Linked DNA regions of Homo sapiens: regions 2, 3, 4 and 5 are each linked to region 1. The links are chromatin loops, found by intact Hi-C in ENCODE. Cell type or tissue: OCI-LY7. All regions are shown on one strand. Links, peaks and the distances in the headings refer to the core of each region. The heading gives the core; the rest is flanking DNA. Region 1 has its middle 14 kb from the start of LINC01220. Region 2 overlaps JDP2 (Jun dimerization protein 2). Region 3 holds the start of LOC124903348 (a long non-coding RNA gene). Region 4 holds the start of ACYP1 (acylphosphatase 1). Region 5 overlaps ERG28 (ergosterol biosynthesis 28 homolog).

Region 1 (6,038 bases), core at 676-5,675:
AGCGATGCTCCCACTTCAGCCTCCCGAGTAGCTGGGACTATAGGCATGGACCACCACACCTGGCTAATTTTAATGTAATGTAATTTAATTTTTTTTTTTGTAGAGATGGGGTCTCACTATGTTGCTTTGGCTGGTCTCAAACTCCTGGGCTCAAGCAATCCTCTTGCCTCAGCCTTGCAAAGTGTTGGGATTACAGGCATGAGCTACTGCACCTAGCCTGTGTGTGTGAGTGTGGTGTTTTCGTTTTTTGTTTTTGAGACGGAGTTTTGCTCTCGTTGCCCAGGCTAGAGTGCAATGGCGTGATCTCAGCTCACTGCAACCTCTGCCTCCTGGGTTCAAGCAATTCTCCTGCCTCAGCCTCCTGAGTAGCTGGGATTGCAGGCATACACCACCACGCCCAGCTAATCTTGTATTTTTAGTAGAGATGGGGTTTCTCCATGTTGGTCAGGCTGGTCTCGAACTCCCAACCTCAGGTGATCCACCCACCTTGGCCTCCCAAAGTGCTGGGATTACAGGCGTGAGCCACTGTGCATGGTCTTGTGTGTTTTTTTTTAATAGTAGCCATCCTAATGGGTGTGAGGTGGTATCTCACTGTAGTTTTGATTTCCATTTCCCTAATGTCTAGTGATGTCGAACATCTTTTGTGCTTATTTATTAGCCATTTATATATCTTCTTTGGAGAAATGTCTATTCAAGTCCTTTGGCCATTTTTGAACTGGGTTGTTTGCTTTTTTGTTGTTGAGTTTTAGGAGTTCTTTATATATTCTGGATATTAATCCTTTATCAGCTATATGATTTGCAAATGTTTTATCTCATCTTGTGGGTTGCTTTTTCACTCTGTTGCTAGTGTCTTTTCTTGCACAAAATTTAAAAATTTTCATGAAGTCTAATTTGTCTATTTTTTCTTTTATTGCTTATGCAATAAAAGTGTCATATCCAGAAAAATCATTGCCAAATCTAATGTTGTGAAGCTTATCTCCTGTGTTTCCTTCGGTGAGTTTTACAGCTTTAGGCCTTACATTTGGGTCTTTGATGCATTTTGAGTTAATCTTTGCATATGGTGTTAGGCAAGTGTCCAACTTCATTTACACGTGGATATCCAGTTTTCCCAGCACCATTTGTTGAAAAGACTGTCCTTTCCCCATTGAATGGTCTTGGCACTTTTGTCAAAAATCACTTGATAATAGTCAAGTTAATTAATAATTATATTGATTAACAATTAATATAATTATAAAATTATATTTTATGACTACATTGGTATAAAGAAAAATATATTAATATTATATATTAAAACTTTTTTTCAGGCTGGGCATGGTGGCTCACGCCTATAATCCCAACACTTTGGGATGCCAAGGCGGGTGGATCACCTAAGGTCAGGAGTTTGAGACCAGACTGGCCAACATGGTGAAACCCTGTCTCTACTAAAAATACAAAAAATTAGCCGGGCGTGGTGGCGGGCGCCTATAATCCCAGCTCCTCAGAAGGCTGAGGCATGAGAATCGCTTGAACTTGGGAGGAGGAGGCTGCAGTGAGCCGAGGACATCACACCACTGCACTCCAGCCTGGGGGATAGAGGGAGACTCTTACTCCAAAACAAAACAAAAAAAATAAAACTTTTTTTCAATGTAAAAGTTAATTTTTTTCTTCTGATTTTCAAAAGAAATGAAAACATGTTTATGTATTCCTAAACATATCCTGGGTCTCGGGCATGATACCTCCTGTGTGAGCCCTGCTCTCCACACGGTGGCAGGGTTCTGTCTCTTTATGATGTGTGCAAGATGACACTAGATGCTATGAGGACCATCTGTTTTTTAAGCAGGTAACCACACTGAACATGTTAAACAATATGTATCATGTGCTGAGTGTTTACTGTGTGCCAAGTGCTTCAAACTCATCATTTAAGTTAAAGAACAGCCCTGTCAGATAGGAACTACTCTCTGCCCTCCATGGCCAGCATATACAAAGAGGTATATTTTTCCAAATGCTTCCATACATTGTTTCTAAATGTATATTACAGTCCATAGTATGAGGGACACCAGGGGACCCTCCAGTGGGCGCTACAAGATCTTAGGGAAGAGGGAAGCTGAGGGTGGGCTTTGGAGAAGAGTCATTACAGAGATGAAGTGGCAGGTGGCATGGAAAGGTATTTGGGAAGTGCGGAGGTGACAATAAGAACGGCACATTGGAGCGTCATGAGGAGACTTCCCAAGATGGAAGGGACTTGAGGTCTGGAACCGAGGGTGACCGGCAGGGTGGGTTTTGGAGAGTGAGAAACGTGGGCCCAATCTAATGTTCAGTGGAAGGTTCTTTGTCTCCCTAAGCCCTAAAATCCAGCGGTAAATCATCAATAACATAGCAAAGTTTTAGCCACCTTCCCTGTCTCAGTTCCTTCTTTGTTAAATGAGAGTCACGGTGCTTGCCCTGCAATCTCAGAGACTCAGTTCAAATGATTGTCAGCCCCACAGGTGGGGGAGCCGGTGTCTGATTCCGGCTGTATTGTCAGGGCCTCAGTGCTCAGTACAGGTTTGGTGGAGGAATGGACGCCATAGCCTACAATCCCAAAAGCTGCAGCCGCAGGAGGCAGCGTGGCTGGAGAAGGGTCCCGAGCCAGAAGAGGGCGCTCTTCAGCAAAACAAGGTTTGAAGGAAACCGCCAGGATGTTTCTGCAGGATGGCAGATGGAATTCACTTTAGGCTTTAGGATTTAGCAGGTCAAATCATTGCATTCTTATATCTAAACCTACCTCAGCCCTGGTTTCCTAACTAGAAAAAAGGACTAAAATGCAGTTTATTTCCTCTTTTTAAAAATTGTCCTCTTAATGCTTTAGGCACCTAAGAGAGATGCAATTATTTTTACTTTGGAGAGGCTTAAAAGAGCCACTGATTTCCTATAGCTCATGATTCTGCAGATCAGGGATGAAGGCAGGACTTGGCTGGGAATTTTTCTGCTGATTACAGCAATGACTGAGATCCTCCGTGGTATTCAGCGGCAGGATGAACTGGTCTGGGGGGTCTGAGATGGCTTCACTCACATGGCACAGAAGTAATTTTACATTTTGTGTGGTTATTTGACCATTGTCTGTCTCCCTTACTAGTCCAGAGGCTCCCAAAGGGTAGGGATTGTGTCTTTCTTGCCTATCATTTTATCCCTAGTGCCTAGCACAGTGCTGACCCATTAGAGTGTTTAATAAATATGTGTTAACTGACTCAATGATGTGATTCTTTATTTTTTATTTTTTATTTTTTTTTGAGATGGAGTTTTGCTCATGTTGCCCAGGCTGGAGTGCAATGGCACAATCTTGGCTCCCTGCAACCTCCACCTCCTGGGTTCAAGCAATTCTCCTCCCTCAGCCTCTTGAGTAGCTGGGATTACAGGCATGCGCCATCATGCCTGGATAATTTTGTATTTTTAGTAGAGACGGGGTTTCTGCATGTTGGTCAGGCTGGTCTTGAACTCCCAACCTCAGGTAATCTGCCTGCCTTGGCCTCCCAAAATGCTGGGATTACAGACATGAGCTACTGTGCCCGGCAATGATGCGATCTCTCTCTTTCTTTCTCCTTTCCTTTCCTTTCTTTTCCTTTCTTTTCTTTTCCTTCTTTCCTTCTTTCTTTCTTTTTCTTTTTTCAGAGTTTTGCTCTTTTGCCCAGGCTGGAGTGAAGTGGTACGATCTCAGCTCACTGCAACCTCTGCCCCCTGGGGTTCAAGTGATTCTTCTGCCTCAGCCTCCCAAGTAGCTGGGATTATCGGTGCCCACCACCACACCCGGCTAATTTTTGTATTTTTAGTAGAGATGGGATTTTGTCATGTTGGCCAGGCTGGTCTTGAACTCCTGACCTCAGGTGATCCACCCGCCTTGGCCTCCCAAAGTGCTGGGATTAGAGACATGAGCCACCGCACCCGGCCTATGATGCAGTTCTTATGAAAAGTGTCGGGATCATCAGAAAAAAGGCATAGGTGGGAGTTGCTGATGATAGTAGCTCAGTAAGTATGCAAATTGAGCTAAGCCCTTTATAACCTGGCTGTTGGTATTATTTATCCCCATTTTACAGATGAGGAGCTGAGGCTGCTGTTACACAGCTTCAAAGGTTGATGCACAAGAAACATCTTTTTTTTTTTTTTTTTTTTTTTTTTGAGAGACAGAGTCTTGCTCTGTCATCCAGGCTGGAGTGCTGGAATGCAGTGGCATGAGCCTCTGCCTCCCGAGTTCAAGCAATTCTCCTTCCTTAGCCTACTGAGTAGCTAGGACTACAGGTGCACGCCGCCACGCCCAGCTAATTTCTTTTGTATTTTAGTAGACATGGGGTTTCACCATGTTGCCCAGGCTGGTCTTGAATTCCTGAGCTCAGGCAATCCGCCTGCCTCGGCCTCCCAAAGTGCTAGGATTACAGGCGTGAGCCACCGCGCCAGGCCAGAAACATCTTTTTTGTATCTCAAAGCAGATGGCTGGGTGCGGTGGCTCATGCCTGTAATCCCAACTCTGGGAGGCCGAGGTGGGCGGATCCATTGAGGCCAGGAGTTTGAGACCAGCCTGGCCAACATCTCTACCAGAAATACAAAAATTAGCTGGGCGTGGTGGCGGGTGCCTGTAATCCCAGCTACTTGGGAGGCTGAGGGAGAAGGCGGAGGTTGCAGCGGGCCGAGATCGCGTCACTGCACTCCAGCCTGGGCGACAGAGTGAAACAAAACAAAACAAAAATTTTAAGCACAGCAATAACTTGCTTGTTCCCTGATAGTCCTGGGAGTAAATTCAGGATTATCGAGGACCAAGCAAATTATTAAAATTGATTATTTGGGAGATAAAAACCCGATGAAATAGCAAAAGGGTAGACGCCATGTTTTCAAATTAGTCACAAATATTCTGGATTCTTGCTTCTACAGTTATCCGAATAAAAGCAGCAAAACCACCCCAAAATTTGAGGTGAACATTACTTGGATGTCTGTCACCACATTCACCTAAAGCTGTTCCTTAACATCCACATACTTGTTTGTTTTTCTTCCTGGATTTATTTATTTTTGATGTTTCTACACACCTGGACTGCTCTCTGACATGGTATGCTTCTTTCGTTTTATCAAGTAACAGGCTGGCCTTTAGTCACAAGTGTGGCATTCGGGAAGCCAACATGGTTTAGTGATAGGGTTCTTGTTGGGTGTGCAGATTGGGGCATTTCACAGATTATCTGATGCTCAGTCTCTCTATGGGCTCTGCCTTGCCTAAAGGGCAAGTGTGTGTTCATCAAACAGGGCTTCTTTAGGCCTTGTTACTGTGATGGGGGAAATACTCCAAAGTGCCAGGAAACCCTGCCCGGGCAGGGAGCAGGACTTCTCAGTATCCCAGGGATTCGGATCTCAGCCCCCTGCAGCCAATCAGCAAAGGAGCTGTTTCAAACTGACAAGCAAAACAAAGCCCAACAAAAGCAGCTGGAGCCCAAACAAACAGAGTTGGGTGAGGTTGGGAAGGGGAGTCAGGTCTGGCGTCATCCGGCTCCAGGCCAGGCTGTTGCCATGGTGACAGCCAGTCCGTTTACCAGCGGGCAGCAGAGCCAGCTTTCTGAGGGGGAAGCCCAAGGAGGGGAGGAGGAGCAGGGGTGCCCCAGGGGAGCCTGCGCTTCTCCAAGTTACAGAAATCCATAGAGAAGGCTCGGCCACTTCCAGGGAGCAGTGCCTTCTCTCAGGAGCTGGGCAGGCAGCCCGGGGGGCAGTGGGCTGGGAGAAGCCGGCCTGAGAGGGACGGAAGTGTCCACTGAACAGGCAAAGAGGCCTCTGGGAAGGCTAGAAGGCTTTCTGGGCAGAACGGATTTGCAGCTGTGTTGGCTTTCTGGGCAAAAGATGAATTGAAGTAAATCACAGAGTGTTTTAAAATAAAAAACTCCCCCAAACCACACACACACACACACACACACACACACACACACACACACGCCAATGGAGGAGAGAGAGGGCTTTGGGAACCTCAGCGGTGGAACACGGAAATACCTTATATTCTTCTCCAGGAGCATTTTTTTTTCTACTCTGATAATGACAACTCAAGTAATTACCTG
Region 2 (6,038 bases), core at 371-5,370, 130 kb after region 1:
GGGGCGGTGGAAGAGTGATAATAATGACAGTAATGAATAGTAATATCTTGGCCATCTCTCTGGGGTGGTGGGAGGATTGGGGAGATAATGGGAATGGGAATGTGTACATGTTTTGAAAAGTAGACAAGAGAATGCCAATATTAGGTTATCTTTTAAAATTGTTATCATTAGTCACATCGTGACCTCCACCCCTCTTGGCCCTTTCTGCAGCTGAACCAGGGAACTTGGAGGAAGAGTAGCGTGGCCTCCCTTCCCAAGCAGCTGCCAGAGCTAGGCATGGCCTCGGTCAGCCAGCAGTGTCCGCCTTAGATGGCGTTTGCCCGGGACCCACACGTGGAGCACCCACATGTGGCATTTGCAAGGAATTCCTCCTCAGGTCCCTTGCACCTGCAGCTCTCATGAGCCCTTTTTCTCGGGGCACTGGTGAGCAGCAGCAGTCCCCGGCATGGCTGAGGATCTGTGCAGGGCATGCCCCCGGCGACTTGCCCAGGGCTGGCCGTTTCTCTGAAGGCCTGTCCCAGCAAGGTTCCCAGCAGCGCCGTTTCTTCAGAGGCCTGCCAGAGTAGCTGCCCCCTGGAAAGGAGGAGCCTGTGGTGGGAGGTGGGGAAGAGGCTGGGATCGGGAGGGCGCAGGAAGCAGCTGAGCATCTGGGAATGGTAGCTCTGCTTGGAGGGAGAGTTCACAGGCAAAGATGAGCCTGGGGGGAGCTCGGAGGGCTGAAGTGCTGGAAGTGCTGGAGAGAGGACTTTCTTCGTGGAGAAGGGTGTCTGGGTACCCGTAGGGGAGAGCTGGGGATATTAGGCAACTATCTCTCAGCTCCCCTTCTCCTGATAGGTACCTAAAAACTGCAGAGGACTGCTGGGGGCTTGGCTGTGGTGGCAAACTGGCCGTGGTGGCAAACTGGCCATTTGCAGGCTGGACCTGGCTCTCAGATGTATTTTGTTTGGCCGGCTCAGTGTTTTAAAAGAAACGCGAACCCCCATTTCATTTGAAAATTTTGATTAAAAAATTGTAAGATCTCATCATACACTACCCTGTTCTGGCATGGTAATGGCTAAGTGGGGTGGACAGAGGCACTTCACTGTTTCCTCTTTCCAGTGGGCCACAGGCCCCTGCACCTCCCTGTTATTCGTGATCCTACTTACATTGTTGGTTTTGCTTTTGCTACTACCATCTGCCTTCATTTACCTCTACTGCCTGGTCCCTGTTAGCCATTTGTGCTCAAGACACGTGGATAAGGTCCATCATAGGTGCCTACTAAAGACTGTGGATTACAAGCTGTGAGTTGATGGTGATTACATTCTTCTGAATTGATCTTGTAAGCCAATGTGTCGTTGGGGCACATCCCGGCTTATATAGTGTTCTGTCTTCACGATGGAGGGTCCTTGTCTTTTGGCCCTCTGCTCCTCACCTTCCCAGGTCTGTAACTTGAGAGCATCTGTTTCTGGATCATTCCACAGTAAAATTGCCATTTAGAGCCAGTAGCTGAGCAGTTTCATGGGGGCACTAAGGCTGCGCATGGGGTTGATGAAGAGCCAGGTGTCTTGGGCAGAGGTCGTCAAGCTGGGATTCGCCTGGGGGGCTGAGTTAACACCTCTCTCCTCTGCAAAAGGCACTGGAGGAACTCTTCCCTTTTTTTATTTTTTATTTTTGGAAAAGCCACTTTTATTTGGGTTGGGTATTTTTACATTTTACAGCCACCCCCAAATTGGTGGCATCTGCCCTGTACCCGACAGTGACGTGCTGTCCTCACAGGCACCCACAGACGTGCACCATCCAGGCCGCAAAAATAACAAGCCGTTTTTAGGGCATATTTGCATGTCCTCTCCCTCGCTGTCAGACTGCAGTGTTGTGGGGGCGAAGAGGCAGATGGAGCTGCGAGATTGTACCGATGTAGAGAGATGCCAGCCCTGCACTGCGAACCGACCTCCAAATGCTTCCTAGGTCAGACCCCAGGGGCGGGAAGAGCTAATTCTTGGAGTAACTAAAACCTAAAGCGGGGTGGGGAAAGAAACTTGCAGCTGAAGAATCTATGGTCTGAAGATCTATTTGCATATGGCAAACTGCCTTGAGCGGATTTTCATATTGGCATTTTAGACTAGTAAAAGTTTCTTTAATAATAATCAGATACTAGCTCATTAAGCATTTAATATGTCCCAGGACCTGCACAAAGTGCTTAACATGCATGACTTCATTCATTCCTTATTCAGTCCTGGAGTCCAGGTTACCCCCATAGTAGAGAAGAGTTTGAGGTCTAGGGAGGGGGTTCAGTCACTCAGGGTCACACTGCTGGGAAGTGATAGCGCTGGGGCCTGGTGTGGTGGACGATGGCTGCCGTTACAGCCGGGTCTCACTTGTGCTGAGCTAAGCCCTAGGCACGGTACTAGGTCTCTTTGTGAAGTACCTTGTTTACCCTGCACAAGTACCCTCTGAAGTAACTAGTGTTGTTGCTGTTGTTATACCCACATTACAGATGAGGTCAACAAGGCTGAGGGAGGTCCAAGGTCACTGGCTGGGAAATGAGCTCAGGCAGTCTGCCTTGAGCCCAAGCTTTAACCACATGCCGTGTGGCCTCCCATGCCTCTATACCCCTTCCAGGCTTCTAACCAGAGCTCTGTTGAGCTGGGGAGGCTGGATGAACCTGGCCGCAGAATGTTCGATCATTTTGATGACATTGTCTGATGAGTGCTGAGCCCTGCAGTCCTGCAGCCTTACTGTCTCCTAGTTCCGAGAGAGAGAGAGAGGGAGAGAGAGAGAGAGAGCGAGAGAGCGAGCCGGCTGAGCCGCTGTGCGGGCAGCTCTGTCAGAGCTGGTTCTTGGGTTGTTTGCCTTGCAGAGGCCAGCAGTCTCCTGGGCTCTGTCCAAACGCATGGAGCAATTCAGTAAAAGAAAATGGGAGGAATTAAGTTCAACGACAGGTTTTGTGAATTATAAAGTGCTTTGTGCTGATGTCATTATTATTACATGGTCAACACATGACGTTAAACTGTTTTGGTGCCAACTGCTTGCCTGCAGTCCCTTTGTTCAAGCCATATTTGTTAAGCATCTACTATGTGCTGAGCACTGCACCAGGCACTGGGAACAGAGCTACAGATAAAGCAGTCAAAGCCTTACATCTCTCGGCACCGTATATTGCAGTGACGGCATCCAAAAGTAAGCAAATTAATACACGATATATAAGGTGAGTTAGTGGTCAGCACCACGAAGAAAAATTAAGCAGACCAAGGACGTGGCAGTGGTAGGACTGCTCATTCTGATGGTTGGCCAGGGACCCTGGGAACGTCATTTCCTGGGTTGTGGGATTTTTAAAGCTGTTGCTTCTTTCTCCTTTCTTTTCTAGTATTCGCTTTCAGGACAGCTTTGCTCTCTGGCTTTCTCCAGAGCTTTCCTTCCTTGACTTTTCCTCTGTAGCCCCTCACAGCTGGACTCCTCCACCAACCAGTCCCTATTGGCCTGAAGATCTTGGCCCTTCCCAGGTCATCTCCCAGCGAGCTGTGGCTGTGGTGGTCACACCCTGCCTCTGGGTCTGGAATGCATTTTCAGTTGGGAGGGGAGGGAGGCCTGAAGCCCCACCCTTGCACACACACATAGACACACCAGACACTTACTAATCAACCTGCTAGACAGGACCCCTCACCCTCTCGCCACGTCTCGGTGCTCTAGAGGGGACTCAAGAGTTCAAGGGAGGCTAAACTGGATGACCTTTCAGGAAAGAGGCTGCACACTGTCGTTAAGGGGCAGGAGTCGGCCTACAGATGAATCTTGTTCACAGGGTGGTTTGCTTTTTCTTTCTTTTTTAACAAAATCACAGTGTGGTTTTCTTTTTCTTTTTTAAAAAATTGAATGAATTGCCATATTTAAAAGCCGGGAAATGTGGACTCTCTGGCTTCTTTTAAAAAACCAGAATATCTACCCACTTAAGGCCACACCCTTATACACAACAAGAGGTTGGAGCTGAGGGGCAGATGCCTGCTGTATTTGTATACAGCCTTGAGTTCACCGCATTCCCCACTACTCACTGATGTCTTACCCCCAGCCCGCTTCATACCATCTGTGTTGCCAGCCTGATTTTGAGTCTGTGTCCCATGTTTATGTCCCACAGACCTTGCTTGTTTGTTTGAACATTATGAGCTGTGTCAACTTGGCAAGTCACTTAAACTTTATTCCTTGATCGCTCTACCTCCCAATTCTTATCTCCAGCCATTGTTCATTAGGTTTTGCTATTTCCAAATTTCGTTGACTTCAGGCAGAAAAAAACAAAATACAACAAAAATCAAACCAATCATTCCCAAACGTGGCTGGTCATCAAAACACCTTGGGAAACTTCTTAAAAAGTATAAATTTCTAGACCTCACCCAAGGTCCATGGAATCAGAATATCTGAGGGTAGAGTCCTGGGAAGCTGTATAGCTAGTAGGCTCAGAGATGACTCAGCTACTTTTGGGAATGTGACTCTTTGCGGTTTCTTCCTCTCCTCAGGCTCTTCTGATCCTTGTCAGGGAGCTTTCTGGGGGTGTCACCCCGAGGAATCGGTGCATACGTATCATTGTGGACTGCCCTTTCCAACGTAGGGCAGTTTCCTGTGTGTATTCCACATGGGGACCGGATCCGTGTCCTCATCATTTTCAGAGCTGGAGAGGAGACTTAACTGTCTGTGGATTTCACATTGGCGATTTCCCATCTTCTCCAGGGTCCCTGGAGAACATTGAGAGGGTTTTCCCGTTTTGGATGAAGTGTGAATAGGAATCCATGGACCAGAGAGCGGCCTTGGAAGCCATGTTCACTCAGCCCCAGGTGGTCTTCCCAGACTTTGTTCATAACAGAGACCAAGACGTGCATCCATGTTTAGCCTGAGCAGAAAAAGTTGCCCCAAACCAGCTGATGTGCTGGGTAAATGTTGGCCTAAGCATGCTTGTGTTTTTAGTGATTTGAAACGTAAAGGCAGCCCACTGACATTTTTTAGCAAGCTTTGCATAATTGGTTTTTAATTGTGGCTCTTTGGAATAGCATTGGCCTTCTTCCCCCTGACTCAGATGCTTTTTTTGTCTCATACTTGTTTGGCAGAGAGGTCCAATCTGTCCTCTCTTGGAACAGAATCTCCCAACTCATCTTTGAAATCCGTAATTTCCACTTTAGTTCCGTTACTTTGTTAGCACATTTTCGAAAGCTGTTAGCTTAAAAAAAAAAATTAAATTTGAGGGAGAATGAGTGATAGTTAAAGGCAGCTATGAGTGTGTTTAACATTGGCCCCTGTGGTGTTGAGTCTTATTTGATACCATATCCAGAGCATTCACAAGGGTTCTGAAGCTTTTATTTAAAATCAGAAGTCGGTCACACCCACTGTTATCCTAGCACAGGGTCCCTTGGAGAGGTGGTGGTGAGGACGTGGCTGGATCTCTATGTCCTTAGCAGAAATCAGACACCTCTGAAAAGCTCAGGAAGTCTTACAGCTTCTTAGGTTTTCTATTAATATCTTAAAGTGAGGATAATAATAATACCTACCTCTTAGTGTTGTTATGAATTTTTTTTTTTGAGACAGATTCTCACTCTGTTGCCCAGGCTGGAGTGCAATGGCATGATCTTGGCTCACTGCAGCCTTGACCTCTTGAGCTCAAGAAATCCTCTCACCTCAGCCTCCTGAGTAGCTGGGACTACAGGCACATGTCACCATGCCTGGCTAATTTTTGTATTTTTTGTAGAGATGGGGGTTTTGCCATGTTGCCCAGGCTGTTTTTGGACTCCTGGGCTCAAGCGATCCTCCCATCTTGGCCTCCCAAAGTGCTGGGATTACAGGCGTGAGCCACCAACCCCTGTTGCTGCTATGATAATGAAATGAACTAATGCTGCTAAAGGTTTCACATGATGCCTGGCACTTAGTAAGACACAGATATAAGGTAGGCTTGTGACTCACTTTTCAAATGTGTTGATCGTGCAAAGTAGTTTTTATAATTGAATCAAAAACCTGTTTCTTGGGCTTGTATTGACCTGAGGGTATTTTGTCCTCGGAGATGGTGGGTGGTCTGAGGCGTTGCAGGAGCA
Region 3 (6,038 bases), core at 727-5,726, 450 kb before region 1:
GGAGCAGTTTATTAGCAACTTTGAATTGTGGAATGAATTGAAATCAAAATCAGAGGTTGCTTCAGGGATCAACCAACCAACTGAATATGAGGGAAAGAAAAGCTTGAATGATGTAGACCAAAAGTATTAACAGCCCCTAACCCAACACCCAAAGTAAAAGAGGCCCTCAGAAACCTTTTATGGGAACAGGGGAGGTCTGGTCCCAACAATTAGTTTGATTTTCCTTATTGTCACACTTCATCTGTATGTACTTTCACTCAGTTTTGAACTATAGCAATTTGAACATAAATTTGACAGTGTCTGACACTCTGTCTCTCTCTCCCTCTCTATATATATTTTTTGTTGTTTGTTTGTTTGTTTTTGTGTGTTTTTTTTTTTTTGAGATGTAGTCTCGCTTTGTCGCCCAGGCTGGAGTGCAGTGGCGTGATCTCTGTTCACTGCAACATCCACCTCCTGGGTTCAAGTGATTCTCCTGCCTCAGCCTCCGAGTAGCTGGGATTACAGGCGCACGCCACCACGCCAGCTAGTTTTTGTATTTTTAGTAGACATGGGGTTTTACCATGTTGGTCAGGCTGGTCTCGAACTCCTGACCTCAGGTCATCTGCCCACCTCGGCCTCCCAAAGTGCTGGGATTAGAGGCATGAGCCACTGTGCCTGGCCTATATTTTATTTTTCATAGTGTCCCCAGCCAAGGCAGAAAACTAGCCAAAAAGGCCACTAACTAGTGTTTCTGTTTCCCTCTACTTTTCCTGCCCATGTGTTTCTGTTTTGGGGATTATCTACAGCTCAGTAGCTTAAGAATTTAGACAGCCAGCCTTTCTAGCCTAAAGTTATTCACGGTTATTTGGGTAGAGTCTCAGCCCAGAACTGGACATTGCTTCCATCAGCAACACTAAGGGGAGCTTGAAGTGCACATATGATGACCTAGGACTTGCCTCACACCAGGCAAAACACACTGCCTCTTGGGAGTTCTGCAGAAGCTGCCATTTAGTTGAGTGACTTTACCTGAACATCAGGAAAATAAACCTTCAGGAGGTTGGAGCTGGGATATCGTGTGAAGAAAAACATTAGTTTGGCCTTCTTCAAGTGACCAGGGTTTAGACCCTCCTGGATTTATCTCAGTGTCAAGGAAAATGAACACTTTAAAATGCCAGTTTATCAATTAACTAGTGAATTCCTTGTTCCTGTGGTTTCTATTTGATTTCATTTTGTTTTTCTGATTGGAATTGTGTATTTGCTCCATTTTTCTGTCTCTGGAAACTCTGGTCAAATAAGCTGGATGACATATGTGCACAGTTAAGTCACAGAATGTAAAAATCATCTCGATGTGGAAAAGTTATGTAGCATAGATGATGTCAAATACAGGTTGGTGTATTTTGTGTGTGTGTGTGTGTGTGTGTGTGTGTGTGGTGTCTTAGATGTCAAATACAGGTTGGTGTATTGTGTGTGTGTGTGTGTGTGTGTGTGTGTGTGTGTGTGTGTGTGGTGTCCAAGTGGGATGGGAAGAGATGGCAATTCTATCCCAGATAAACCATTTCAAAACCCCAAGCAGAGATTTACTTCCCCTCTCTGCCTCAGTTTCCTCAGCTGTAAAACGAGAAGAGTAAACTAGGTGGTCCCCATTCTGGCTGTCACTCTTATCATTGCCTTCACAGTGTTGCCTTTATAACCAGCAAACATCTAAGCAGGCTGAATACCAGCTCATATTTTGCTCTTGCTCAAGAAGCTTGAATGGTTGGGTGGTACCCACTCTCCATTTGCCTGGCAGAACTATCCCTCATCTTTCAGGTCTCAGCTCAGAAGCTCCCACCTCTGTTAAACCCTTCCTTGCCAAATTAGGCCTTCCTTACCCTGGGCTATGAAGACTCTTTGTACAAACTGTTGCAGCGATGACCTTATTGGAATTTTTACTGTATGTTTGTCTCGTCTAGACTGTGAGCTCCTTGAGAGTGAGGACCTTATCTTTTCATCTTTGTGCCTAGCCCAGTGCTAGGAACATAGCAGGTGCTCAATAAATATTTGTTGTGTGAAGGAGTAAGTGAGTGAACGGTCAACCTTAATCCATACACATATATGGAAATTAGATTCCAAACTATACCTCACTCTGGGAACAGACAGATTCCTTCCCCTTTAACAAGAGTCGGAGAATTGTGATGTGACTGCCTAGCACTAGGGCAGGACGGAAATGAAAAAAAGATTTACACAAATACGCTTTGCATTTTTAGGGACAGTCCTTAGGCTGGGTGAGAAGCATTACACAGAGTAACCTGGGATCTCAGATCCGAGAGCTGTAGCTTAAGACAGTGAAGACTTCCACATAGGATGAATCTGTTTAACCAAAAGAAACCAGACCAACTGACTATGGTTATAGGTGGCCCAGGCACCTAGTTGCTGCACAGGAGATCCCTCCCTGCTGCCCCATCAGCCCCTACTTACCCTTCCTACAGATCCACAAATGCTGTGGAGAGAATCCTGGATTGGGATTCCAAAGACCCAGTTTCAGACACTGATTTTGCCATCTATTAGCTGTGTGACCTTGGGCAAGCCACTTAACTGCTCTGAGCCTCATTGCTAAGATGTGGAGTATAGTGGTTAAAGCTTGTACTTGGCCATCAGATCCCGGGTTTAAATCCTGGTTGCTCATTAGTGTGTCTTGGGACTTTGGACGAGTTAGCTCCCTTCTCTGTCTCTGCTTCTCGGATACCCGATCTTAGAGTGGATGCTTGAGAACGGTGAGATAATACAGGTCTAAACCCGTTATCTGAAATGCTGAGCCAAATGGAGTTTGGATTTCAGAATTTGTTAGCTTATAAAGATAATACGATGTGTGTACCACACATTAATTAACATCCACAGCTGAGACAGTGTATAATCCAATACATTAACATTTCTGCAGCAGAACGTATGACTATACTAAGTGGGATAAAATCTATTAATAGCCTCCAATCAGTGCAAGCCAGGTTTTGCTACCAAAAAAAAAAGATTGCATCATTCTTAGGGGGGGAAAATCATAGGGCCTGTCAAAGCTTTATGGGTTTCAGAATTGTAGCTAAGTGGTGGTGGGCACATATGTGTGAAGTGCTGGTAGCAATGCCTGCCACCGAGAAGGTGTTCTGTCAATGCTCCCCTCGTGATCTTCACATCTGCCCTACCTATGTCACAGGATGTCATGTGAATGTGAACGTTCTTTTTATGCTGTAAAGCAGCTTGCTCTCAGGTGGCTTTCATGGCCCACAGGAATAAATCTCTTGGAATATAGGCAGCAGGAATGAGGGAAGAGTTGAGGGGCCAGGGTGCTGCTAGGGGGTCCCAAGTCATTCCAAAGATAGTCAAGTACTTCACCCATGCAGCCAGTCCTGGCTTAGGTATTTCTTAGGATAGGCCCCAAACCTCCAGAAGCTCTCTGAGCCCAATCCCCAATTTAGGGGGCAGGAACAGGCACATGTAGGTGCTCAACAAATAGCAAATTCTGGGAGACTGAGGTGTTTTTGCAGCTGTCTGAATTTAATGGAGAGTCAACTAGTGGTTATCAAAGGCCCAGACAGGTAGCCTTTCTTATAAAGAAAATCTGTCTATGGTGGAATCTCTGCCTCCAAGAGTGGTGGCAAGTGAAGTGTTCTCAGCATTGGTTTTACAGTTGCTCGCTAACTTCCAGGAAAGCTTTGGGGTGTTTCCAACACTTTTGACCGGCAGGGGGCGCTCATGGCATTTAGGACACAAAGGCAGGTTCTGGCATGGTAATGAGCTGGTCCCACCCCATCCTGCTGCCCTCACAGTAGTTGCCAGGCAAAGGACACGACTGTTCCCACCTGGATATGCAACTCCATAGACTCATCAGCTTCTGGAGATTCCCCTCAAAGCTGCACACAAGAAGCAGCAGCGTGAGCACAGCTAGCTTAAAAAGCAACATCCAAAATATATTCTCAAGAACTTAAGTTCTGCAAGATGCTTGTTAGAAGTGGTCATATGGGTTTGGGGCTGTGTACATTCTCCTCTTAGAGCTTCCATTTACTCATGTTAAAGGCTCTGAGAATTCCTGCAGAAAAGAAACTATCTCAGTATTTCCCCAAGGTACTTTTTCTTCTAACTCAACAATTATTAATATCCCGAGGGTTACTCTGGGAAATACATTAAGAGAGTAGTGTCTACTTAAGGGTTGCAAAGATGATGCAATAAGATCCAGAGCCCTGCAGATCAGCCTGGGCCACTCAGGCCTCCTCATGGGGAGCCTCCTCTCCCTTCATATGCCCAGCCCCTAGTCTCCAGGCACTCCATTGCACCTTGGAAGTTGTTCCTTAAACTGGAGACCTCTGGCCGTTTCCAGCCACCTCTCTGGGTTTAATCCCCGAGGAAAACTCCTTTTCCATTTGGCCCAGAAGTTTCTTGTTCCTCATCTGCTCCCCAGGAATTATCTACACAATATAGGATTTTTGCTTGTAGAGCTATGGGGTTGGGGAGGCCATACCTTAGATGACGTCATTCCTTTGACCCTCTCCTCCTAAGTTTATGGGTGGCTGACAACCAAATTATGGATTCTTTCTTCCTTAGGGTATTCATTGTATTTCAGAAGCCTATTTGAGTCTCAAAACAAAACCCTTTTAGACCCAAAGGAATAAGTCAAGTGGCAGAACCCGATGGGTCATAGAAGAAGCTAAGTGAACCTTCCCAGGTCCTTAAATTCCAGAATGTGGTCACCACTATAAGCTGAAGGCCCAGAGCAACATTAAGAAGACCCTGAGTGATCTGTCCCCAGCTCCTCTTCAACTTTTAGTTTTCTTGTTTCTCTGCACAGTGTCAATGGTATTTTAAATTATTTATTGAAACATTGTCTCTCTCTGTTGCCCAGCTGGAGTGCAGTGGTGCAATCATAGCTCACTGTAACCTCGAACTCCCGGGCTCAAGCAATCCTCCTGCCTCAGCCTCCTGAGTAGGACTACAGGCATGGGCCATCATGTGCAGATAATTTTTTATTTTTAGAGATGGGGTCTAGCTATGTTGTGCAGGCTAGTCTTGAACACCTGTCCTCAAGTAATCCTCCCACCTTGGCCTCCCAAAGCACTGGGATTACAAGCATGAGCCACACTGCACCTGGCCAACAATGAGAACTTCAATTGCTATTAAAGGATATGTGGACCAAAGAGAAAGGCAGTGCCTCCATGACAGCATGCAGGCCTCTCTGTTCCATCTTCACCGAGGGAAGAAGGGGTAGACTTTCCAGATGGGCAGAGGTGAAAGGCAAGGGACACTGCTGCTGGCTCAGGACCAATGGTTGCGGCTTAGTAGTTCTCCAAGGTCGTAGGGCAGGCTCTGAGGAGGGGTGCCTCTGGGAAGATGAGTCCTGGGGAGGACTGCTACTCCAATGGCCATTGTTGTATCTATGACCCAGTAGCTGGCTAAGAATCTGATTTTCCTGGATGTGGGAAGGTGCAGTCAAGGGAAAGTTTGCTGGGGGATCCTGACAGGGTTTGGGGGTCATTCTTGGAGGGATAGGGTACCTAGGAGAATCTAGACGCTTGGCCAGTGATAAATTTCCTACTGGGACCCCAGCTTGTAGCTGGACCCTCCTGGGCAAGGCAGCCAAAGCAAGTGGATCTTTACAGGCCCCTCCCACAGGAGGTGAGGGCTCGCTTCTACCCTCTGCCACCTGCCCCTGGAAGCTTCTGCCCAGCTGAGTCAGGTGGCCTGGTGGATCCAATAGTACCTTTTGTAATACCGAGTCCACAGCCTGGGACACTGCCCTGGTCAGCTCTTTCCTCAGAATCTCTAGTGAAGCTGGTGCTCCAGAAGGAAGGAAACTGGGCTTCTCAGACTCTTGGTGTTTTTCTGCCCCAGAGAGGTCCTTGCTGGTACCTTGCTGGTGGTCACCGTCCACAACCCAGGGGCGAGGCCCACAGCCATTCCCCTGCTTTGCACTCAGAGGGCCTTTCCCCGTGCCACAGCCTCCTGGCCCCTGAGCTGTGTCCCTGGGCTTGGCAGCCTGTAGGATGTGCTCTTGCAGATGTCTTAGCTGTTGCTTCAGCAGATGAAGTTGTTCTCTC
Region 4 (6,038 bases), core at 683-5,682, 240 kb before region 1:
TACTCCTAGGTATGTATATACTCAATGGAACTGAAAACATTGTCTACATAAAAATATGTGCATATGTGTTCACAGCACTACTATTCATAATGGCCAAAAATCAGAAACCCAAATTTCCATCAATTGATGAATGGATAAATGAAATGTGGTATATCCATACAATGGAATATTATTCAGCCATAAAAAGGAATAGGATACTAATACATGCTACAGTGTAGATAAACCTTGAAAACAATATGTTAAGTGAAAGGAGCCAGTCACAAAAAAAGGCCACATTTGTATGATTCCATTTATATTAAATATCAAGAATAGGCTGAACACGGTGGCTCATGCGTGTAATCCCAGCACTTTGGGAGGCTGAGGTAGGTGGATCACCTGAGGTGAGGAGTTCAAGACCCAGCCTGGCCAACATGGTGAAACCCCATCTCTACTAAAAATACAAAAGTTAACTGGGCATGGTGGTGCATGCCTGTAATCCCGGCTACCTGGGATGCTGAGGGAGAAGAATCACTTGAACCCAGGAGGCAGAGGTTGCAGTGAGCCGAGATCACGCCACTGCACTCCAGCCTGGGTGACAGAATGAGGCAGAGTTGAGACTCTGTCTCAACAACAACAACAACAACAACAACAATCTAGAATAGGCAAATCCATAGAGACAGAAAGTAGGTTAGTGGTTGCCAGGGGCTCAGGGGATGAGGAGTGAGTGCTAACCTAGGTAGGGGTTTCTTTTTGGGATGATGAAAATGTTCTGGAATTAGTGCAACATTTTGTGAATATACTAAAAATCACCAAATTATACACTTTAGGAGGATGGGTTTTATGGGATGTAAATTATATTCCAAGTTTTCAAAAGTCCCTGAATTATTATTTGTCACTTCTCTAGAAATGAAGGAATTTAAATAAGAGGCTAGATAATATCAACAGCAAACATTGCAGCAAAACAACTGTTCAAATGAACATATATATTTAAATGATTATAAATAGTAAAGAATAAGCTACAAGCCTAATTAAGAAAAAATAGATGTCATTTTATATGCAGTTTTCCAATCAATATTTGTTTTTCTGCATTCTGTTATTCTCTCTTTAAACTGGGGAGAGGGGCAGGTAGAGAAAGATGGGCTATGCATACCACTATCTGACCCTTTTCCCTCAACAACTTTGACTAATCTTTGAAGCTGTTATCTCAATCACCTTAATTTACAGGAACTTACCTGCATAACTGGTAGCAAAGCTAACTGGAACACAGCTCTTGCTGTGAGTTTCAGCAATTCTGTTTTCAACAGTCATTTCCTATTTGAGTGTCAGATGGGAAGAAATGATTTTTGAATAATTAGAAAAAGAGGTATTGGCCGGGCACAGTGGCTCACACCTGTAATCCCAACACTTTGGGAGGCCAAGGTGGGCGGATCACCTGAGGTTGGGAGTTCAAGACCAGCCTGACCAACATGGAAAAACCCTGTCTCTACTAAAAATACAAAATTAGCGGGGCATGGTGGCACATGCCTGTAATCTCAGCTACTTGGGAAGCTGAAGTAGGAGAAACGCTTGAACCCGGGAGGCGGACGTTGCGGTGAGCTGAGATCGTGCCATTGCACTCCAGCCTGGGCAAAAAGAATGAAACTCTGTCTCAAAAAAAAAAAAAAAAAAAAAAAGAAAAGAAAAGAAAAAGAGGTATTGGCTGGGTATGGTCACTCATGCCTGTAATCCCAGCACACTGGTGGGAGGCCGAGGCAGAAGGATCACTTGAGCCTGGGAGTTTGAGACCAGCCTGGGCAACATAGCTCTCTGTTAAAAGAGAAAAAAAAAAAAAAAGCTGGGTGTGGCGGCATGCACCTGTGGTCCCAGCTACTTGGGAGGCTGAGGAAGGAGGATCATTTGAGCCTGGGAGGTTAAGGCTGCAATAAGCTGTGACTGTGCCACCATCCTTCAGAAAAAAAAAAGAAAAAGGGAAAGAGGTATTGACAATTCACATTCATGTTTCAAAGATTCCTTCCAGGTTAGAATTTGAATTTTAAGTACCACAGTCCCAGGAATGAGACACTTAAGAAGTTCTGCAGTCCTGGCCGGGTGCGGTGGCTCACACCTGTAATCCCAGCACTTGGGGAGGCTGAGGCGGATGGATCACGAGGCCAGGAGTTCAAGACCAGCCTGGCCAAGATGGTGAAACCCTGTCTCTACTAAAAATACAAAAAAAAAAAAAAAAAAAAAAGAAGTTTTGCAGTCCTAACTCATTATCTGTGGGATTAGCGACACACTGGGAAGGCAATAGCCAATACCTACAGAAGGCAGAGGGTAAATTGAGCTTGCATTTGTGTGTGCCTGTTGAGGGAAGATTAGCCACATTAAAGCAGAGGTAGAGGCTGCCAACAGTTTGTCCATCCCCTCAAATAATCCTTTATTGCTCTAGGAAGAATACCAGGCTCCACATTCAGTGTTCCCATCACCTATTCTGGAATGGATAAAGAGTTTTTAATAAGAAAAACGTCAGCTGGAAAAGGTAAATGTTCTTTCAAAACCAAAAAAGAATAGAAAGAAATTAAGTGGAGAACTGAGGGAAGCTTGGAGAAAGAGGTCTGAAGAAAGTGCAGCAGCTGCAGAGGAAGCATTTATATATGTTATATACATGACATCAGGTCATCTAAATGCCAGCTCTTCAATCAATGTTAGCCTTTCTATAAGAAACCTGACTTGGTTTGATGATGCCACAACGGCGAGCACTGGGGAAGCCCTCTATTTCCCTTGGAAGAGAGAAGCTCATTAATATGTGTATCTAGATGCTCAGGCACCACTGACTAATAATAACAGCAGGGTGATCTTCCATTTACACCATGTTTTACCGATTGCACAGCATTTTCATACTCATTGCTCTACAAACTACCTCTTTGCCATGCAGCTACCAAATAGCCAGCGGCTTCTAGTTCACATTTGTCAAGAACACGTCCCTTGTTCCTATGCCCACAACCTAGGTTACCACCCCAAAGCCTGCAGGCCACATACCTGAGTATGCTTACGGAAAAACACCCCTTGCACCTTCCCAAAAATTTCATAATCCACTGATATCAGGGTGTTTCCTTCTGCCATGCTCAAACCTGTCAGAAACCAGGAAAGCAGAAGAGTGAAGGGCTATTATTCCAGGACCCGCAAGCCTGAGTCAGAAAGGGCCACACCCACCCCTGTCCATCCTTAACCATTGCGACCTCTCCCCGACTTCAAGGTCCTGGAAATGGAAACGTGAGTGGATGTGATAAGGTGTGTGTGAAGGAAGAACCAGACGCCGGGAGAGGGAGCTTCGGATCGCAGCTGCCCGCTGAAGCCTCTTCTGGGGAAATAACCTGAGGACCGATGACCTCCTTACATCCATGCCCGGTCCCGCTCCCTCACTACCAGAATTCCCTGCTACTAACTCCCAGAATCCCCTGCTACTAACATTTTAGGGCTAATCGACCTGAGAAGCACACCCTGGGGGCCCCTGGCGGCTCACCCTCCTTGTCTTCCCCACCGGCTGCCAGGATCACTCCGGGACCACCACGCCAACGGCTCACCAAGGCGCGCAAACCTCCGCGCCCGGAAGTTTAGTGTGTAGCTGCTCCTTCGCTGTCGCTCATGCCCATCACCTCCAGCTGACCAATCAGAGACGGCGCCTCGGCCCGGGCCCGCCCAGAAGGTGGGATTTCAGGACGCGGTTGTCCGGCAACCCAAAAGCTTTGGGTTGGGGATCTGTCCAGGAACTCGGCTGGGCCTCCACAAACCTAGCCCTCATCGCATCTCAGTCAACAAGCGCAACCCTCTTCTCATTTTCTCATGAGGAGAAAGGCATAGACGAAGAAGTACATGGGGATACATTCAATCATTCAATTAAATACTGACTGACAGCTACTGTGTGCCAGGCACCTGTTCTAGGTGACCAGGCAAACATCAGTGAACAAAACAGGATCCCTGTCCTGAGGAGCTTAATTCTGGAGGTGAGAGACAAACAGCACACATTAAACATCATAAATAGCTTGTAATCTCAGCACTTTGGGAGGCCGACACGGGCGAATCACTTGAGGTCAGGAGTTCGAGAGCAGCCTGGCCAACATGGTGAAACCCCGTTTCTACCAAAAATACAAAAATTGGCCGGGCATGGTGGCGGGCGCCTGTAATCCCAGCTACTCGGGAGGCTGAGGCAGGAGAATCGCTTGAACCTGGGAGGTGGAGGCTGCAGTGAGCCGAGATTGCCCCACTGCACTCCAGCCTGGGCAACAGAGGGAGACTCTGACTCAAATAAATAAATTAATAAATAAAAAAATAAACATCATAAATATGTTGAGTAGGATACATTTAACCTTTCTGTCCTTTTTCATTCAGTTCTCCTTAAAGTTTGGGTCATAACAATCTGGAATAGGGGATTACGGGGCATAAGTGCACAGGAGGTCCCAATGGAGGTTATGTCTGCTTCTGGGCTTCTGGAAGCTACTCACCGGTCTCCTTTACTAAGAAAATGTCAAATAATGCTTGAACAAATAACCAGCTAACTACACAAATAAAGCAAGAGCACAAGCAAAATAACTCATGGCTCCAGAATTACAGTTGAGTCAGTCAATCTAAGCCAAATGGCCAAACTACACGAATTTATTTTGGGAACAGGGAATTGTCAAGGGGGATGTGGATGAAGATGGTTAAAATTAGAGTTGATGTGTAAACATTTGAATCCAGCTACCCTTATGATTCATGTGTGTGAAGGAAAACTGTGGTGTTTATTGATCCTCTGTGGATTGACTGTATACATTACACCTCTTCATAACGTAAAGACTCCTTATGTGAATATGCCAGGTTGGCAGACTTGACAATGAGATATGGGTTTGTGACAGTAGGCACGGAAATTCATCATTCTGCTAGTTCCCCGCTAGAGTGAGGATCCATATCCTAGAGAATCATACAACCTTAGTGCTGAGAGGTGGGGGGTTGGTGGTGAACAAGCTGGATTGAATGTTGTACTTGGCAATATTTGAAAATAACTCTAAATAGAGTATCTTGCTAATGGTATTTCTTTCTCTAAAATTCATTTAAAAAATAGTTTATAGAATTCAAAACTTACTGAGTGTCTAATACGAATGGGGCACTCTAGGATATACAAAGATGAATGATATAAAATCTTTGCCCTCAAAGAGTTTTTAATTTAGTGTAGGGGCACAAATGCATGCAAATAATGACAATAAAATATATGGCATGATAATTTAATTCCATGAAAATCCATTGAGAGCTCATCAGGAACCAGCCCTGTGCTATAACAAGGACAGAAAATATTACAAAGGAGCAAACAAATTAATTCTGATTGGGAAGACAGGGAAAGAGTTCTTGGAGGAAACAGCATTTAATCCAAGGTCACACAACCAGTAAGTGATGGAGCTGGGATTTGGTTCCAGAGTCAATCCCCATGAATGCTATGCTCTACCAGCTCCCAGTATGTGGAGCTTAGAGTAATGTAGTACCATGGAGATGAAGAAGTACAAGTAGCCAGTTGTGGCTAGACCAGGGGTTTGCTACCCTGCTTGTGCATCAGGATCTTTGGGGAAGCTTTAAAAATGTTAATCCTCAGGCCTCACCCCTAGATATTGCTTTCCAAGTAGTCTTAACACACAGTCAGGGATGAGACTCACTGGGTTGAACTCTGTGGCTTATTAAGGGGAGGCAAAACTGAAAAGGTAGGCTGGACCTAATCTGGGAGGTAGAGATGCCATGCTAAATTATGCATTTCAACTTTATTCTATAGGTAAAGAAGAAGCTACTGGGGAGGGAAATGGTAGGATCAGAAGCATTTAGTAATTAGCTTGATTTAATCACTGCACAATGCATACATTATCAAAACATCACTTTGTACACTGCAAATATAGATATAATTTTTGCTTGTCAATTATATTTTAATAAAGCTGGGGGGGGGTGGAGAAATATTTAGACTGATTATTTTGCCTGCAGCATGAAGGATGGGTTTGAAGAGCAGATATTGAAGGCAAGAGCAGAAGTTAGGAGGGCTATGCCATCCCAAGGAGAAGTGAGGA
Region 5 (6,038 bases), core at 22-5,021, 350 kb after region 1:
GTCCAGAGTGTGATGTGATAGAGCCTATAAGGAAGCAGACAGAAATGGGAACCAAAGTTACTGTTTGTTCAGAACAGAGGAAAAGTATCAGACTTCATACAGACAAATAAGAACCCAGGATGTCATTAAGACTTAAAAGAAAGGACACTTGTTCCTGAGGAAGAGCTGGTTATTTGATCACAACGATATTCTCATCTAGGGCAAAACTGAAGGTTTCAACTGCTAAACTGAGAGGAGAATGGTTCAGGCATCCAGAATGAACGTCCAGGTCTCAGCAAAGTGGTGAACTCAGCTATAGCAAAGCAGAGCCTGAATGATGACAATCGCAGGCAGTGTAGACAACTTTGGATCCAGCACGCTTACATATTCTATTTATCCAAATTGGTTGACTCTGCAGTCTAATCCCACCTGGCAGGCATCTGGCCATGCACTTGTCGGTGTTTATAAGATGGATGCCACAGAACGAACGGCCTCATGGGGAGTAAGGAGCAAGGACACCTCTGGGGCTTTTAGATGCTCTTGCAATATACGTTGGTTACTTTGTGCCTTAGCCTAGAAAAGTAGTCACATTGAGGACATGGTGACAACCTCATGGGAAAAGAACTTATCTTTCAGCTTTGACTATAAGGTAGAGAAGAGACAGGCTACTAGGTGACTGACCACTTTGTTTGCTGATATCTTTTTAGTATAAAATTTTTTAAAATTATGAAATACTTCAAACATACAAAAAAATTACTGAACACTATAATGAACACCAATGCAACCAACACCCAGCTCCCTCAGATCTTAACATCTTGACATTTTGTTTCAGACTCTTCTAATAAAAACTTACAGAGAAGAGTTAAATCATCCTGTGTATACTTATCCTGCTCTAAGTCTGTTCTCCCTCATCCCCACAAGTAACTGGTATCTTACATTTGATTTGTATCTCTCCTGTGCATATTTTTACACCTTTTTTTTTTTTTTTTTTTTTTTTGAGACAGACTCTTGCTCTGTCTCTCAGGCTGGAGTGCAGTGGCACAATCTTGGCTCACTGCAACCTCCGCCTCTTGGGTCAAGTGATTCTCCTGCCTCAGCCTCCTGGAGTAGCTGGGACTACAGGTGCACACCACCACGCCCAGCTAATTTTTGTATTTTTAGTAGAGATGGGGTTTCGCCATGTTGGCCAAGCTGGTCTCAAACTCCTGATCTCAAGTGATCTGCCCACCTTGGCCTCCCAAAGTGCTGGGATTACAGGCAGAAGCCACCCGCGCCTGGCCCATTGTGGAAACAATATGTATGTGTGTTGACTTTCAGTCTCTAGTTAGGGAGGGAATAGGATCAGAATGCACATCAGAAGTGCATCGATCAAAGTCCTAGGCTAGAAAGGTCTAGAAACAGGAGTCAGCGTTTGCAGCTGTCCTGTGTGGGGAGAGGTGAAAGTAAATGGTAACTGAGGTAAAGATAAGTCTGGGTCAGGCCGGGCACAGTGGCTGAAGCCTGTAATCCCAGCACCTTGGAGGCCAAGGTGGGTGGATCACGAGGTCAGGAGTTCGAGACCAGCCTGGCCAACATGGTGAGAACCTGTCTCTACTAAAAATACAAAAATTAGAGGGGCATGGTGGTGCGCGCCTGTAATCCCAGCTACTGGGGAGGCTGAGGCAGGAGAATGGCTTAAACCCAGGAGGCGGAGGTGGAGGTTGCAGGGAGCTGAGATTGTGCCACTGTACTCCAGCTTGGGTGACAGAGCAAGACTGTCTCAGAAAAAAAAAAAAAAAGAGATAAGTCTGGGTTGTCTTCGCTCACTTCAAAAGCACAACAATCAAAAGATATATCCCTCATACTCATCAGCAATTCTTCATTGTGGTACAGGTCTTTAAAATGATTGTTCAATCCTCCCTTCCTCTTAGTCACCCTGAGAGGTAGAACAGATATCTATTCTCATTTTATGGATGAAGAGGCCAAGGTGCAAGGAAGGTGAATAATGGACTTGCTACTGCAAAGCTAGTTACCAACAGAACTGGGCCCAGAACTAAACACACTGCTTCCAAAAGTATGTGTCATTCTAGGACAAGTAAACTGCAGGTTCAAGTTTGAAAAAAAATTAAAAAAAAAAATAAGGTTGAAGAGATCAAACGGCTAATAGCCCTGCTTCAAATCTCACTTGAGTCAGTCTTTCTTTAAACTAACTGTATCTCTAATATTTAGATGTGCAAAATCAGGAATGAAAATCATGACCTCCAGGGCTGCTAAGAAAAGACTTAATCAAGATCACGTAGATAAAAGCTCAGCATAATAAGAGGGGCTCAATAAATATTATCGCCTCCTGTTTTCCCCAGATGCCAAGAGCCTGGATAAGACAGAAAAACATTTTAATGTGAAGTTGGCATTCAGATAGCCTCCCTCGGTGACCTGAACAAACTGTTTCCACCTAGAGTGTGATGATGACTCCCGCTGGGAAGAAAGCTCGAGCCCCCTCTAGTGGCCAGCACTGGTTATGGCTTCTGATTGCCTGCAATTGTTCCACCCTGGTCTGTTTGAGTACCCAAGACAGGTAGATTCAGGAGCCCTAGCTTCTCTTTCACCCTCACCTGCTGATGCTGCATACACATACAACAGTTTACTTGTGGGTTCCTCTTTTTTCATGGATTGTGATTTCTGTTCATTCCTGCTTCTTAAGGAGGAATGTGAGAAAGGTATGTGTGGGTGGCTACTCTAAAAAGAGCATACCACTCTACTTCTTTAGTAGAAGAAGGGCTGATTCTTTCATAAAGAAGTGGAGGGGCATGATGCAGGCCACTGGATAATGGCCTGCCAGTTTGCTATGTCAGTTCCAAAGAATTTTCAGACTTTAATGAAGACCTGTTAGGTCTACTATGTTTTCTAGGCTTGGAGGGAATGTAACCTGTGAGTTTTTTATTATTCACATTCTAAGCTAATGCATTAAAATGATTAACAGTTCCCATTACTCAAGGTAACAGGTATGCCTCGCATCTGATTTCCAACAAAAGGATGCTAAAGCTCTTCCTTCCCTTACATACGTCTTGTTGTGAATGTCAATGGCACAGAGGCAGCGAATCACTGATGAGAGCAGCGTCCAGATCCCAAAGGTCCGAGCTTGGAGGCCATTCACTGTGTAGCAGAAAAAAGCAAGAGTGTTCAGAAGGGGAGACTTGAGGTTCCTTCCAAACTCCTCCTATTTCACTGGTGGTTCATGGGAGATAGGGAGCTGGACCTGACCTCTCTGTGGCTGGGCAGGATGGAGGTCCTAGTGGCAACATGGGAACTAGAAGGAATAGAAGGAATTCCAGAATGAGAACTTCTCAGATTCTCTTCAAATGTCTACAGTTGGAAGGGAAGTTCCAAGAGTGGAAACCCACAAAGAGCCCAGTTAGGCAAATAACTCCTAGATATAGTAATTTACCCCTTTTGTCCTGGAAGCCTAGAGGGTCTGGATCAGGACAGGTTTTGGGGAACGTTGTAGAGACTGATCTGGAAATGCAAGATGCCCAGGAGGCCAGCAGACTTTCAAGGCTGATCCAGGAGAGAACTCAGAGATACTGGGGACCAATTTAGATGCCCATATATGGTCTTTAAGATATGTGAGTGCCTGGGTCTCTTCCTGCATCCAGATCTATGCTGTTGGATGAACCAATACCAGGTTGGTTTCCTGTGTGCATGGCAGTGGGACAAAGCACTGTTTCTTTGGTGTTTGCTGGGGGCATCCTGCTGTTGGTAGCTTTGTTCTGACATTGCTGTATTAAATATCTTGTCCTGAAAGTATAGGTCATATTCCACCATAACAGTGGTTCTTGACTTTGGGCATTTATTACAATCAACTGAGGTAGTTTTATAAAATTACAAGGCCTGGGTACCAGACCAACTATATCGTATTCTCTGGAGGAGGGCCCCAGGCATAAGTATTTTCTAGAAACTCCCTGTTTGGGTAATTTAAATGCAAAACCATTGAGCTAAGGCATCCAGTGGCTCGGGGATGCCAAAACAGTGAAAGCAAAGATACTTCCTTTGCTGGTCTACTACCTGCTGAGTAAGATAAATTTTAAGGGACAAAATTGACAACTGAAAAGTCTACTAATGTTTACTTGGGCTTTAAGGATTTTTCCAGCCTTTGGAAAATCAGACAGCTCTCCCAAATTCACAATACTGAAGACCATTAGATGGTAGTGAGAAAAAATTCCATATGCCAACCAAATATCTAGCATTAGCCCTGGATAGCTATATTCTTTATAAACCAATTTGATAATGAGAAGACTAAGGACGTTTCTCTAGTTAAGAGTACTCAACCAGCCCTAACCAGATTAGGTATGAGGTGAAATTCTGTGGGACACTTTAGAGCACTGCTACTTTCAGAAGAGTACCATGAAGGCCCCTAGATCACAAGGGAGATGGCAGCCTCAGCTTCCGTGCTGGCTGAACACACACACACACACACACACACACACACACACACACACACACATAAAGTTCTGCTCAGCTATATGCCTTTAAGTCACATGACCTCTGGACCTCTTTGCCTCAACTTTAAACTCAAAGGGCTAGACCAGATGACCTCTAAAAATGTGTGAATCTATATAGGGTTCCATGACCACCTGAGGGCAGCATTTGAAGGTGAAAAGATGGAATTATTCTGCTCACTTTCCCAGGTTCTTTACTCTTATTATATTTGAGCTTTCTTAAAATGAGCCTTAGCCTACTTAATTTCATTTTATACTCAGACACTGCAGAAAAACGAGCTAGGTCAGAGCCTGAATCTGGGTTAGCTATAAATGTGACACAGAATTGTCATCTGCTGTGAAACAGTGCTGCAGCTTAAACTACCCCACACATCAGCGTGATGAAGTGGAAGCTGAAATGGACACTCTCAGTAGAGAGGCTCAGGAAGCCAGGAAAGGCTGCCATGGGCCTTCTTAAGTTTCATTTTGGGAGACCAACTTGAAGGGATTTTAAATACCTTCTCAGGGACTATGTCACGGAAGACCTTGAATTAATAACTCTCCATCTGTAACATGGAATATGAGTCATGTAAGCCCCAGAATCATGTAAACCTGATTCTGAAGAGGGCTTTGAGATATATGTAAAGCTTCTTTATGGCTTTCTTGTCAGGCATCACAGAGTCACCAAGTAAGTCTATTTCCTCACTTGCCCTTATAATGCTTTTTTTTTTTTTTTTTTAAATACATGAATTGCCCAGGGCAGTGTAAAATCAATGAAAAGTATTCAGAGAAGCTTGGGGGAAAAAGGGTCAAGTGCTCACCACAAAGTCTATTACTCCAGTAGCTGCCAAAGGCTAGCTAAGGCAGCATCAGAATCATCTGGGAAGTGTTTTAGCAACTGGATTCCTGAGCTCCACCCAGGTTCAATAAATAGGTTTGGTGAGGGAAATGGGTACCTGTGTTTGTTGACGTTTCCTAGGTTACTCTGATGTACAGCCTGGTTTGGGAACCACAGCATAGGGCCAGTCCTATAAGTCCTATAAAGGATGCAGAAATTCTTTGATTTCTTACCAAGGTTTGGCTTGCCAGTGTAGAGCTTTTCATAGAGAAAAGTGTGGTCTCGGAAGCTCTGCAGCGTGTTCCCCATGGCTATGATGGACACCATAACCAGCCAACTTCTTAACACATTCAGGAAACGGCTCATGACTCCCCTCAAACGTGGGAGGGCTTTTTGCCTTGGAAACAAAGGCAGAGGACATGAGACAATGAGGGCCAGTCTATGTTAACCATAAGCAGGAAGGGAGGAAGAATGAAGCAGGCCAAAAAAAGAAATTCAGTCACACTAATAGTGGTGAATGAACAGTATACTTTGCAATAAGTGGCACAGTACTTATCCTTGTCTAAGCAATTTCTCCAAAATATTACCCTAAATCAGAACTCCTTTTTCTGGGTTGGAATCAGTCCTCTATCTTTACTTCTATACCTTCATGTTTTCATGCCATTCCTTCGTAATGCAAATAGCTCAAAGGCGATTATAACTATACTCACAGACACCTGCCTGGCTATTGATGACGGATTCTTCCAAGTGTATGGAACTTTATAAAT

Evidence for each region. Peaks named below come from ENCODE experiments on the same cell type or tissue, not always from the same donor. Only the 100,000 strongest peaks of a DNase experiment are listed, where the experiment ranks them.
Region 2: a loop joins it to region 1, with 4 times the contacts of the local background. A loop is called at or near these places in 60 of 110 quality-filtered maps.
Region 3: a loop joins it to region 1, with 3 times the contacts of the local background. A loop is called at or near these places in 18 of 110 quality-filtered maps.
Region 4: a loop joins it to region 1, with 3 times the contacts of the local background. A loop is called at or near these places in 2 of 110 quality-filtered maps.
Region 5: it touches region 1 in a loop (5-fold over the local background); 27 of 110 quality-filtered maps call a loop at or near these places.

The regions. Positions count from the first base shown.
Region 1 is chr14:75,305,366-75,311,403 of GRCh38, forward strand. No RefSeq gene overlaps it. Among named protein-coding and RNA genes, the nearest start is that of LINC01220, 14 kb to the left of the region's middle. In OCI-LY7, for the core only: CTCF peaks have their summits at 1,738 and 2,628 (motif pointing right); DNase peaks (open chromatin) are centred at 1,756 and 2,576; H3K27ac peaks cover 598 bases.
Region 2 is chr14:75,438,390-75,444,427 of GRCh38, forward strand. All of the region lies in intron 2 of JDP2 (Jun dimerization protein 2), which reads left to right. Among named protein-coding and RNA genes, the nearest start is that of JDP2, 13 kb to the left of the region's middle. RefSeq lists enhancers at 565-1,067, 1,907-2,116, 2,271-3,254 and a silencer at 2,307-2,356. In OCI-LY7, for the core only: a CTCF peak has its summit at 2,272; DNase peaks (open chromatin) are centred at 1,802, 2,432 and 2,742; H3K4me3 peaks cover 3,143 bases; H3K27ac peaks cover 3,374 bases.
Region 3 is chr14:74,857,402-74,863,439 of GRCh38, forward strand. It overlaps PROX2 (prospero homeobox 2), which reads right to left. Exons shown (of 6, transcript NM_001243007.2): 3 at 5,129-6,038; 4 at 1,006-1,113. LOC124903348 (a long non-coding RNA gene) reads left to right here and starts at 1,105. Exons shown (of 2, transcript XR_007064269.1): 1 at 1,105-1,365; 2 at 1,432-2,034. In OCI-LY7, for the core only: CTCF peaks have their summits at 3,694 (motif pointing right) and 3,910; a DNase peak (open chromatin) is centred at 3,710.
Region 4 is chr14:75,060,473-75,066,510 of GRCh38, forward strand. It overlaps ACYP1 (acylphosphatase 1), which reads right to left and starts at 3,552. Exons shown (of 3, transcript NM_001107.5): 1 at 3,482-3,552; 2 at 2,998-3,089. The coding sequence starts at 3,081. RefSeq lists an enhancer at 3,723-3,892. In OCI-LY7, for the core only: no CTCF peak of the experiment used is centred there; a DNase peak (open chromatin) is centred at 3,599; H3K4me3 peaks cover 1,917 bases; H3K27ac peaks cover 1,355 bases.
Region 5 is chr14:75,651,866-75,657,903 of GRCh38, forward strand. It overlaps ERG28 (ergosterol biosynthesis 28 homolog), which reads right to left. Exons shown (of 5, transcript NM_007176.4): 2 at 5,505-5,668; 3 at 3,021-3,111; 4 at 1-24. The coding sequence starts at 5,637. Among named protein-coding and RNA genes, the nearest start is that of ERG28, 6.0 kb to the right of the region's middle. In OCI-LY7, for the core only: CTCF peaks have their summits at 2,453 (motif pointing left), 2,668 and 4,613 (motif pointing right); a DNase peak (open chromatin) is centred at 2,436.